Linked DNA regions of Homo sapiens: region 2 is linked to region 1. A link is an interaction called in ENCODE POLR2A ChIA-PET data of the cell type or tissue named here. Cell type or tissue: OCI-LY7. All regions are shown on one strand. Each heading gives the region's core, and the rest is flanking DNA. Links, peaks and the distances in the headings are about the cores only. Region 1 overlaps PPP6R3 (protein phosphatase 6 regulatory subunit 3). Region 2 has its middle 21 kb from the start of GAL.

Region 1 (4,392 bases), core at 170-4,169:
CTACGCCCTCCCCCCATCTCCCCCATCCATCTGGCCTACCCTCCTCCCACTCTCCCTCAGGCTCCTCACTCCAGCCACACTGGCCTCCGCTGCCCCTCCAACACAGCAGACATGCCTCCTTCTTAGCACCTTGTCCTGCTGACCCTCCGCCTATAATGCTGCCCCTACCCCACTGCCACCCACAGCCTTGTGGCTGGGTCCCTCCACTCCTTCTGTTGACTGCTGTATTTCAATCTGCAGACAAGCACTCCCCCACACCCCACCTCTCCTGGTTTACTTTTCTCCCTGTTTGTATTACCATATGGCTACTGTATCTTTCATTTATCTGTTAACTGTCTTTCCCCTACCAAAATGTAAGCTCCATGAAAACAAGGACTTTTCATCTGCTTTGCTTACTGTTAACATGCCCAGCAGTAGAACAGTGTTTAAGACATGGTAAGTACTCAAACATCTGAATAAAAGGATCACAGAAACAATGTTGAGTGGGGGCAAAAAAAGAACAAAGTGACTCCATTTACATTGTCTAAAGGAATGCAAAAATGAAGTCACATTATATAAGGATACATTTATACTTTGCAACACCATAAAGTAAAGCAGAAAAATGATACATACAAGGTATTTGCCTTGGGGAGGTCAGAAAGAGGGAAGTGGTGAGACGAGGACACAGGGAGCCAAAGGTATGGCAACCTTCTATTTCCTAAGCTGGTTAGTGGGTACACAAGTGTCAGTTCTAATGTTTAATATCTGGGCACATGCTGATATATACTCTTTGAATTCATAGTCCAATTACAAGTTAAAATAAAAAAACAGATTAGAGGCCAGGCATGGTAGTTCACACCTGTTATCTCAGCACTTTGGGAAAACAAGGTGGGAGGACTGCTTGAGCCCAGGAGTTCAAGACCAGCCTGGGCAACATCGGAAGATCTTGTCTCTACAAGAAAAAAAAAAAAAAAATTACCTGGGTGTAGTAGCATGTGCCTACAGTCCCAGCTACTCGGGAGGCTGAGGTGAGAGAATCGTTTCAGCCAGGGAGGTCAGTCAAGGCTGCAGTGAGCTATACTGCACTCCAGCCTGGGACTCTATCTCAAAAAAATAAACAAAAACCACTGCACTCTAGCCTGGGATTACACCACTGCACTCCAGATTACACCACTGCACTCTAGCCTGGGACTCTATCTCAAAAAGATAAACAAAGACAAAACAGATTAGAGCAGGCATTGACAAACTACAACCCACAGGCCAAATCCAACTCTCTGTCTGCTTTTATAAGTAAAGTCCTATTGGAAGACAGCCACCTTCATTTGTTTACAGATTGGCTATGGCTGCTTTCACACTACAAAAGCAGAGATGAGTCCTTGCAGAGACCATTTAGCCTCCAATGCCTAAAATATTTACTAACTGGTCCTTTACAGAAAAAATCTGCAAACCCTCAATAGAGCTGTCTGGTTATAATGCAGAATTTGTAAAGAAATTAAGTGCAAAATCAAAAAGATCCAATCATCTGTTAACATATATTGATCCTTCAAGGCGTATGTGATTATCCACACTATGTTGAAAAAATGATTCTATATAAAATGTGAGACTCCACAGCAAAGTTACCCTACAACGTCCTGTGTGCCAGAAAAGAATAAACTTAAAAGATGTTTTAGAAAGCAAACTGCAAACCTCAAATTTATGATCTCTACTCCACCAGCAGAAATTATGTTATATATGTTCTAATGTTATATTCATATTCACAGTTATATACATTAAAACATATATAACATACTCCAAATTTGGAGGAAGAAAATTTGCATATCAACACTAACTCTGTAACCTCCCCAACACTGAAACCACCATCACCCTGACTTCCGCAGAGCAGCTGGTTAGACCTCGAGGCCTCTCTATGATCCTATAATACTCCATTTCTCTCCTTGAGATCATTCACTGCACCTTGGAGGTGTTTCTGTACTTTTGTTACAAAATACCATACCTATGATGGGAGGATCTCATAGCTGCTGAGTCCATCTAAGGGTGTAATAACAAGAAGTCCACAGTGAAAAGGGACAGTCATTCACAGAGTGTTGTTTACTCAGAAGGGGCAGGGTCTCACTTGCAGACAAAAGAGACAGATGAGACCTGTCCATTGTCCAAAGGCAATACAAACCCTGTGTATCTCTATGTCAACAAAAAAGAACTCCTCAACTACTATACAGTGACAAAAAACTGACACATACTACTACCAAAAATAAAATTCCAGACGTTAACCACTTATTCTGAATTCTAAGTAAAATCCAGCTGTGATGTCACTCTTGAAACAAATAGCACTTAAAACTGTGGTCTGGAACATCACAATCCTATGGAATCACCGGGGCTGAGATTTCTCTGCTCCTTCTGGTTCCATTCTTCTGCATGGCCTCCATTTTTCTGTAAGAATAAATGCGCTGGGCGTGGTGGCTCATGCCTGTAATTTCAACACTTTGGGAGGCCAAGACGGGCGGATCACTAGAGGTCAGGAGTTTGAGACCAGCCTGGCCAACATGGTGAAACTCCATCTCTACTAAAAATAAAAAATTAGCTGGGTGTGATGGCACACGCCTGTAGTCCCAGCTACTCGGGAGGCTGAGGCAGGAGAATCGCTTCAACCTGTAAGGCGGAGGTTGCAGTGAGCCGAGATCGCGCCACTACACTCCAGCCTGGGCGACAGACTGAGAGTCCATCTCAAAAAAATAAATAAATAGAAAATAAATGACGTCTAAGTGTTGTTGCAGCCCAAAACCATGATTCTCACGAATGGAAGCCTCAGTCAATTGTCAAGACTAGTCAGTGTTCCTCCCGCTACGCCCATCTGAGGACCAAAGCCCAACCAATCTGACCAGCCAACCATGGAGCAGGCAGTGTGAACTGCCCTGATTAGGGTCTCAGTGTGACATGTGTTCTCAGGCAAGCTCTTTTTTCTCAAAGTGTGTCTCTGCCACCAGAATTTTTGTTCAGATTTACATGTAGGTATAGGAAACCCAAGGCTCCAACTAACAGTCCCACACAGCTTTCTCCAAGTCTGTCTGACTCAACATCAGTCTGCAGCCGTTTTAGTCCTGCTCTCTAATGTTCCTAAAAACAATCTTTCATTCATCTTTTCTTGGGCCATCAGATTTCACGGTAGTCAATCTCTGGGGAATTCAAATCACTTCAAGTCACTATGTATTTCCACTGTAAGAAATTCTGGAACTAATAATCCCGTGGTTTTCCCCAGAGTTACTGTGAAGTACAAAATCAGAGCCTCCTTATATCTGTAAAAAGATGTTCAGAACCTATCGAACTTTAATTGCATAAGTTCAGTCAACTGTATAGTCTTCACTAATGCATCTAAAACAGGTCAACTCTAGCCAGCCGTAAGTGACAATTAGTAAATAGCCTCTACTCAGGGTAAAGCCAGCTCTTTGCCCAGTCTGTGACATGACAATGTCCTAGCTAGGGCCGGGTGCAGCGGCTCACGCCTGTAATCCCAGCACTTTGGGAGGCCAAGGCGGGCGGCTCACTAAGAGATCGAGACCATCCTGGCTAACACGGTGAAACCCCGTCTCTACTAAAAATACAAAAAATGGCCAGGCGCGGTGGCTCACGCCTGTAATCCCAGCACTTTGGGAGGCCAAGGCGGGCGGATCACAAGGTCAGGAGATGGAGACCATCCTGGCTAACACGGAGAAACCCCATCTCTATAAAAATACAAAAAAAATTAGCCGGGCGTGGTGGCAGGCACCTGTAGTCCCAGCTACTCGGGAGGCTGAGGCAGGAGAATGGTGTGAACCTGGGAGGCGGAGCTTGCAGTGAGCCGAGATAGCGCCACTGCACTCCAGCCCGGGCGACAGTGTGAGACTCCGTCTCAAAATAAATAAATAAATACAAAAAATTAGCCGGGCATGGTGGCCGGCCCCTGTAGTCCCAGCTACTGGGGAGGCTGAGGCAGGAGAATGGCGTGAACCCGGGAGGCAGAGCTGGCAGTGAGCCGAGACCACGCCACTGCACTCCAGCCTGGGTGACAGAGCGAGACTCCGTCTCAACAAAAAAAAAAAAAAAAAAAAGAAAATGTCCTAGCTAGGCATAGAGATAAGATACCTTTCCACATACTGTCAAATGCCCTTTTACTTGCTTCTTTACCACGTAGCCAACCTACCTGGTATCCAAATGTCAGTCTGTAATCTTTCAATACCTGAAATAAACTGAGTATTGATCTAACTAGCAACTATCTCCCTCCTCATAAAACTAAAGGGGGTGAGAAGTAGGAAAGGGGGCTTCCATGACAAATAAATCTAAGCCAAAGTCAAAAGGCCAAAACAAAATCTCCAGTCAACCTAGATCCATAATGCAGCAGGAGAAACACCCCCTCCCACTTGAAGTAGCATCTATTTCAAG
Region 2 (4,392 bases), core at 207-4,206, 240 kb before region 1:
TCTGATGAGTACCCACCCTGAAATGTATTGAGAGAATATTCTTTCATGTTTCTGCATTCATTACTAGTGTTGGCCACTTAGAGGGTGTTCAGGAAACTCAAGTACAAATGCAGCAGAGACAGAAGTGTGGCTGCCGGGCCCAGGCACTGGGCACATAAGTGAGCAAGCAACCAGGGAGGAAGCTGTCTTTTGTGGAGCTGTCTGGAACAGTCTAGTTGCAAACACAGCCACAGGAAGCCACAGAGGAGAAAAGGAAGACTGAATTCTTCCCCTTTGCAATTCCCTTTGGACCCCTGGGATCCAGAGTCTGTGGCAGAAAACCAGAGGTAAAGACATGCATTGTGAGACGTGGAACCCTCAGCCAGCCGTACACCCCACTTGCTGTGTGTGCTTTCAGTCCTGTCAGCATCGCGGCGAACAGGGAGGCGCACTGCTGGGGGAGCCACCTGGCCTCCTTCACCCTTGGGAGCTGGAAGGTGACCTGGAAATGGGGACTTTGGGAGCTGCCTCTGGGGGGGCTGCCTCCATCCTGCTGTCCCTCTCGGCAACACTGCCAACAGCAAGATCTGCCAGCCACATGAGTACTGTTAAAGTTTCTAGTAGCTACATGTAAAACTTTGAAAAGGAGCAGGTAAAATTAGTTTTAATAATCTTTTATTTATCCCAATGTATCCAAAATACTATCGTTTCAATGTGTAATCAGAATGAAAATGATTGAGATTTCACATTCCTTTATGTGTACCCAATATTTGAAATGCAGGGTGTCTTGTACTCACAGCAGGTCTCAGTTGGCACCAGCCACACCTTAAGGGTTCGGGCGCCTCAGCACAGCCCTGGGGCACCGAGTGGAGGGAGGAAAAGGGAACAATGTCCTCCAGCATTCTCCTGAGGCAACGGCTGCCTAGGGAGATCCTGAACCAGGTGTGGCCCACCCGCGGAGCCCAGAGGAAGTGTGAGCAGGGAACTCAGTGTGGGGCTGGGGATACAGGCCCCCCACTTTGCACAGGAGCCTGCGCTGGCCAAGGATGCTCTGACTGTGGCCAGGTGTACTGAGCTAACGCCTGGAGGTGAGGGAAGAGCCAACCTGGGCAGGCACGAGCCCTGCAGGGTCTTCCGGCAGAGAAGAATTCACTGAGTAGGTGCCACTTGCAGGGAATCCCGTCTGAGAAGTGAAAGCCGAGATACAGACGTGCATAAAGCCACTATGCTGACCAGAGACAGTACAGAAGATGACTACAAAGCTAGAAAATCCCATCTCTTATGTGTTTGGCGGAGAGCCAGTGCTATTTTAAAACGATATACAAATTAACATATCATGTTCTTATTTGAGAGTGTAGCTGTGCAAATTTAACCATATCTTTTTTTTTTTTTTTTTTTTTTTGAGACGGAGTCTCACTCTGTTGCCCAGGCTGAAGTGCAATGGCGCGATCTCGGCTCACTGCAACCTCCGCCTTCTGGGTTCAAGTGATTCTCCTGCCTCAGCCTCCTGAGTAGCTGAGATTACAGGCGCGCACCACCACGCCCGGCTAATTTTTGTATTTTTAGTAGAGGTGGGGTTTCACCATGTTGGCCAGGCTGGTCTTGAACTCCTGATCTCAGGTGATCCGCCCCCCTGGGCCTCCCAAAGAGCTGGGATTACAGGCGTGAGCCACCGCGCCCAGCCTTAACCATATCTTTCTACTCTGTACCTACTAAATAACTCGGACCACCTTTGTGATTAAGGTTAGATTATCTGTTGGTTTTGGGTTTTTGTTTTGTTTATCCGAAAGAAAAAAAAACCTTGTTTTTTCATAGACACGGAGAAGAAATCATTGTTTAGAATGACACGCGCTGAAATCGCTCTTTCCTGTCAGTGAACACAGGCTGCGCACTGCACAGAAAGTCTGGCGGCCAGGGAGCATCCTTAGGAGAGAAGGTGCTGTTGGCGGCGGAAGGTCAGCAGAAGGCTTGGTGTATTTTTCATCTCGGCTTGGATGCTCCTATCCCTTTACAAACCTCTCACCAGTACCTGAAGTTCTGCCAGCACTGGTCCCCTTTCAGTGTGGGCGCGGTTTCAAACCATAATAAACAAGTTATCGTAAGGAGTCAGTTAAAATACTGTCTTAGGGAATTCAAAGGTTGAACCCTCATCCAAGATAAAATGATCAGAGCAGCCAGAGGATCCAGAGAGCAGGAGGGGGCGCAGAAGACGAAGCAGGGAGGAGGCCTCCCGTTCTGCAGGCGGCGCGCTCTTTAGGAAGGCACCGGGCACAGCTTTGTGCATGGGGCCGGCTGTGCGGTCTCCGTGCTGCACTCTCTCCCCAGGAGTCCTTAGCCTCAGAGGAGGGAGGAAGCACGACAGGAGGGATCACCGTGAGGCATCTTCCCCCAGCCCTGCCTCCATCCTGCTCCCAACCCCCGGCCCCCGGCAGAGACTGGAGAGCCACAGGGAGCACTGCCCGGCCCCAGCCACCGATAAAACTGGAATTGAAGACTGTCATTGCATGGATGTTCTCTTCATATATTTAAAAATGACTATCAGGAAAAAGTTTGAGCCTCCTAAAAATGGTAGCTGGTTTGTTTTTCAACAACAAACTTTAATAAAAACTTTAATGTTTGATATTTTAAATTTTGCCTTGACTTTCAGGAAATTCAAAAGTAAATCTATTCAATACCAGAAATCACATTAGCCCAGGTTTAGGATTAACTGTCCCTCTCTTTTTTCCATAAAGCTTTACTTTTTTAAACATGCTTTTTATTTGTACTATTACATACATCTTTTACTGTAAACCATTTCATATGTTTGTTGGAAATAGATGGACTATAGAAACATTATTACCGAATTATGAAGACAGAGTCTGCAGTGACAACCTTTTTAATGATGATTCCCTAGAAATATATATATTTTAATAGAGGCAGAGTCTCACTCTGTTGCCTATGCTGTAGTGCTGTGGTGCGATCATAGCTCACTGCAGCCTCAAACTCCTGGCTTCAAGCAATGCTCCCAGGTAGCTAGAACTACAGGCTCACACCATCATACTCAGCTAAGTTTCTGTATTTTTATTTTTTGTAGAGACAGGGTCTTGCTATATTGCCCAGGCCTCAAACTCCTAGCCTCAAATGATCTTCCCTCCTTGACCTCCTGAAGCACTGAGATTACAGGTGTGAGCCACCATGCTGGGTCTCTATTTATTTATTTTTTTTACTAGAGTATTTTTTAGGGTAGTTTTAGGTTCACAGCAAAACTGAGCAGAAAGTGCAGAGATTTCCCATATAATCCATGCCCCCCAACACCGCAGCCTCCCCACTACCAACATTCCTCACCAGAGCCGTCCTTTTGTTACAACTGATGAACCTACAGTGATACACCATCATCCAAAGTGATACACCACAAACCCAAAGCCCATGCTGACGTTAGGATTCCCTCTCGTTATTCCACATGCTATGGGTTTTGACAAATGTACAATGGCACATATCCAGGGTTACAGCACACAGAACAGTCTCACTGCCCTAAACCACCCCTGTGCTCTGCCTGTTCATCCTTCCCTCCCCACAACTCCTGGCAATCACTGATATTTTCACTCTCTCCACAGTTTTACCTTTCCCAGAATGTCACTTAAGTGGGATCATACAGTAGGTCGCCTCTTCAGACTAGCTTCTTTCACTTAGTAATATGCATTTATGTCCTTCATATCTTTTCATGGCTTGATAGCTCATCTCCTTTTAGCACTGAATAATATTCCATTGTCTGGATATACCACTGTTCATCCCTTCCCCTCCTGAAGAACATCTGAGTTGCTTCCAAGTTTGGGCAACTCGGAATAAAGCTGCTGTAAATATCTGTATGTAGGTTTCTGTGTGGATGCAAGTTTTTAATGCCTTTGGGTAAACATCAATGGATTTACCCAATGATTCTGGATCATGTAATAAGAATATATTTAGTTTTGCATGAAACCACTATCTTCTTCCAAAGAAGCTGTTTCATTGAGTATTCCCACCAGCAGTGAATGAGAGTTTCTGTGGCTCCGCCTCCTCACCAACACATAGCGTTGTCAGTGTTTGGGATTTTGCCGGTTCTAATAGGTGTGTACTGGTATCTCATTGCCATTTTAATTTGCAGTTCCCCAGTGACATATGATGTTGAGCATATGTCCATATGCATACTTGCCAACTGCATATCTTCTTTGGTGAGATGTCAGTTGAGGTCTTTTGCTCATTGTTTAATTGGGTTGTTTCTTTTCTTATTGTTGGGTTTTAAGAATTCTTTGTATATTTTGGATAACAGTCCTTTATTAGATACGTCCTTTGCAAATATTTTCTCCCAGTCTGTGGCTTGTCTCCTCACTCTCCTGACAGTGTATTTTGCAGAACGGAAGTTTTTAATAAAGTCCAGCTCATCAATTTTTTTTTTCG

The links. ChIA-PET counts read pairs that join two places held together with the same protein. Peaks named below come from ENCODE experiments on the same cell type or tissue, not always from the same donor. Only the 100,000 strongest peaks of a DNase experiment are listed, where the experiment ranks them.
Region 2: POLR2A ChIA-PET joins it to region 1 with 5 read pairs; 2 of 35 experiments call an interaction of 5 or more read pairs at or near these places.

The regions. Positions count from the first base shown.
Region 1 is chr11:68,466,103-68,470,494 of GRCh38, reverse strand. All of the region lies in intron 1 of PPP6R3 (protein phosphatase 6 regulatory subunit 3), which reads right to left. Among named protein-coding and RNA genes, the nearest start is that of PPP6R3, 7.5 kb to the right of the region's middle. RefSeq lists an enhancer at 63-563. In OCI-LY7, for the core only: no CTCF peak of the experiment used is centred there; a DNase peak (open chromatin) is centred at 1,854; H3K4me3 peaks cover 585 bases; H3K27ac peaks cover 519 bases.
Region 2 is chr11:68,703,012-68,707,403 of GRCh38, reverse strand. It overlaps a transcript of TESMIN not described here. Among named protein-coding and RNA genes, the nearest start is that of GAL, 21 kb to the right of the region's middle. RefSeq lists an enhancer at 1-685. In OCI-LY7, for the core only: no CTCF peak of the experiment used is centred there; no DNase peak of the experiment used is centred there.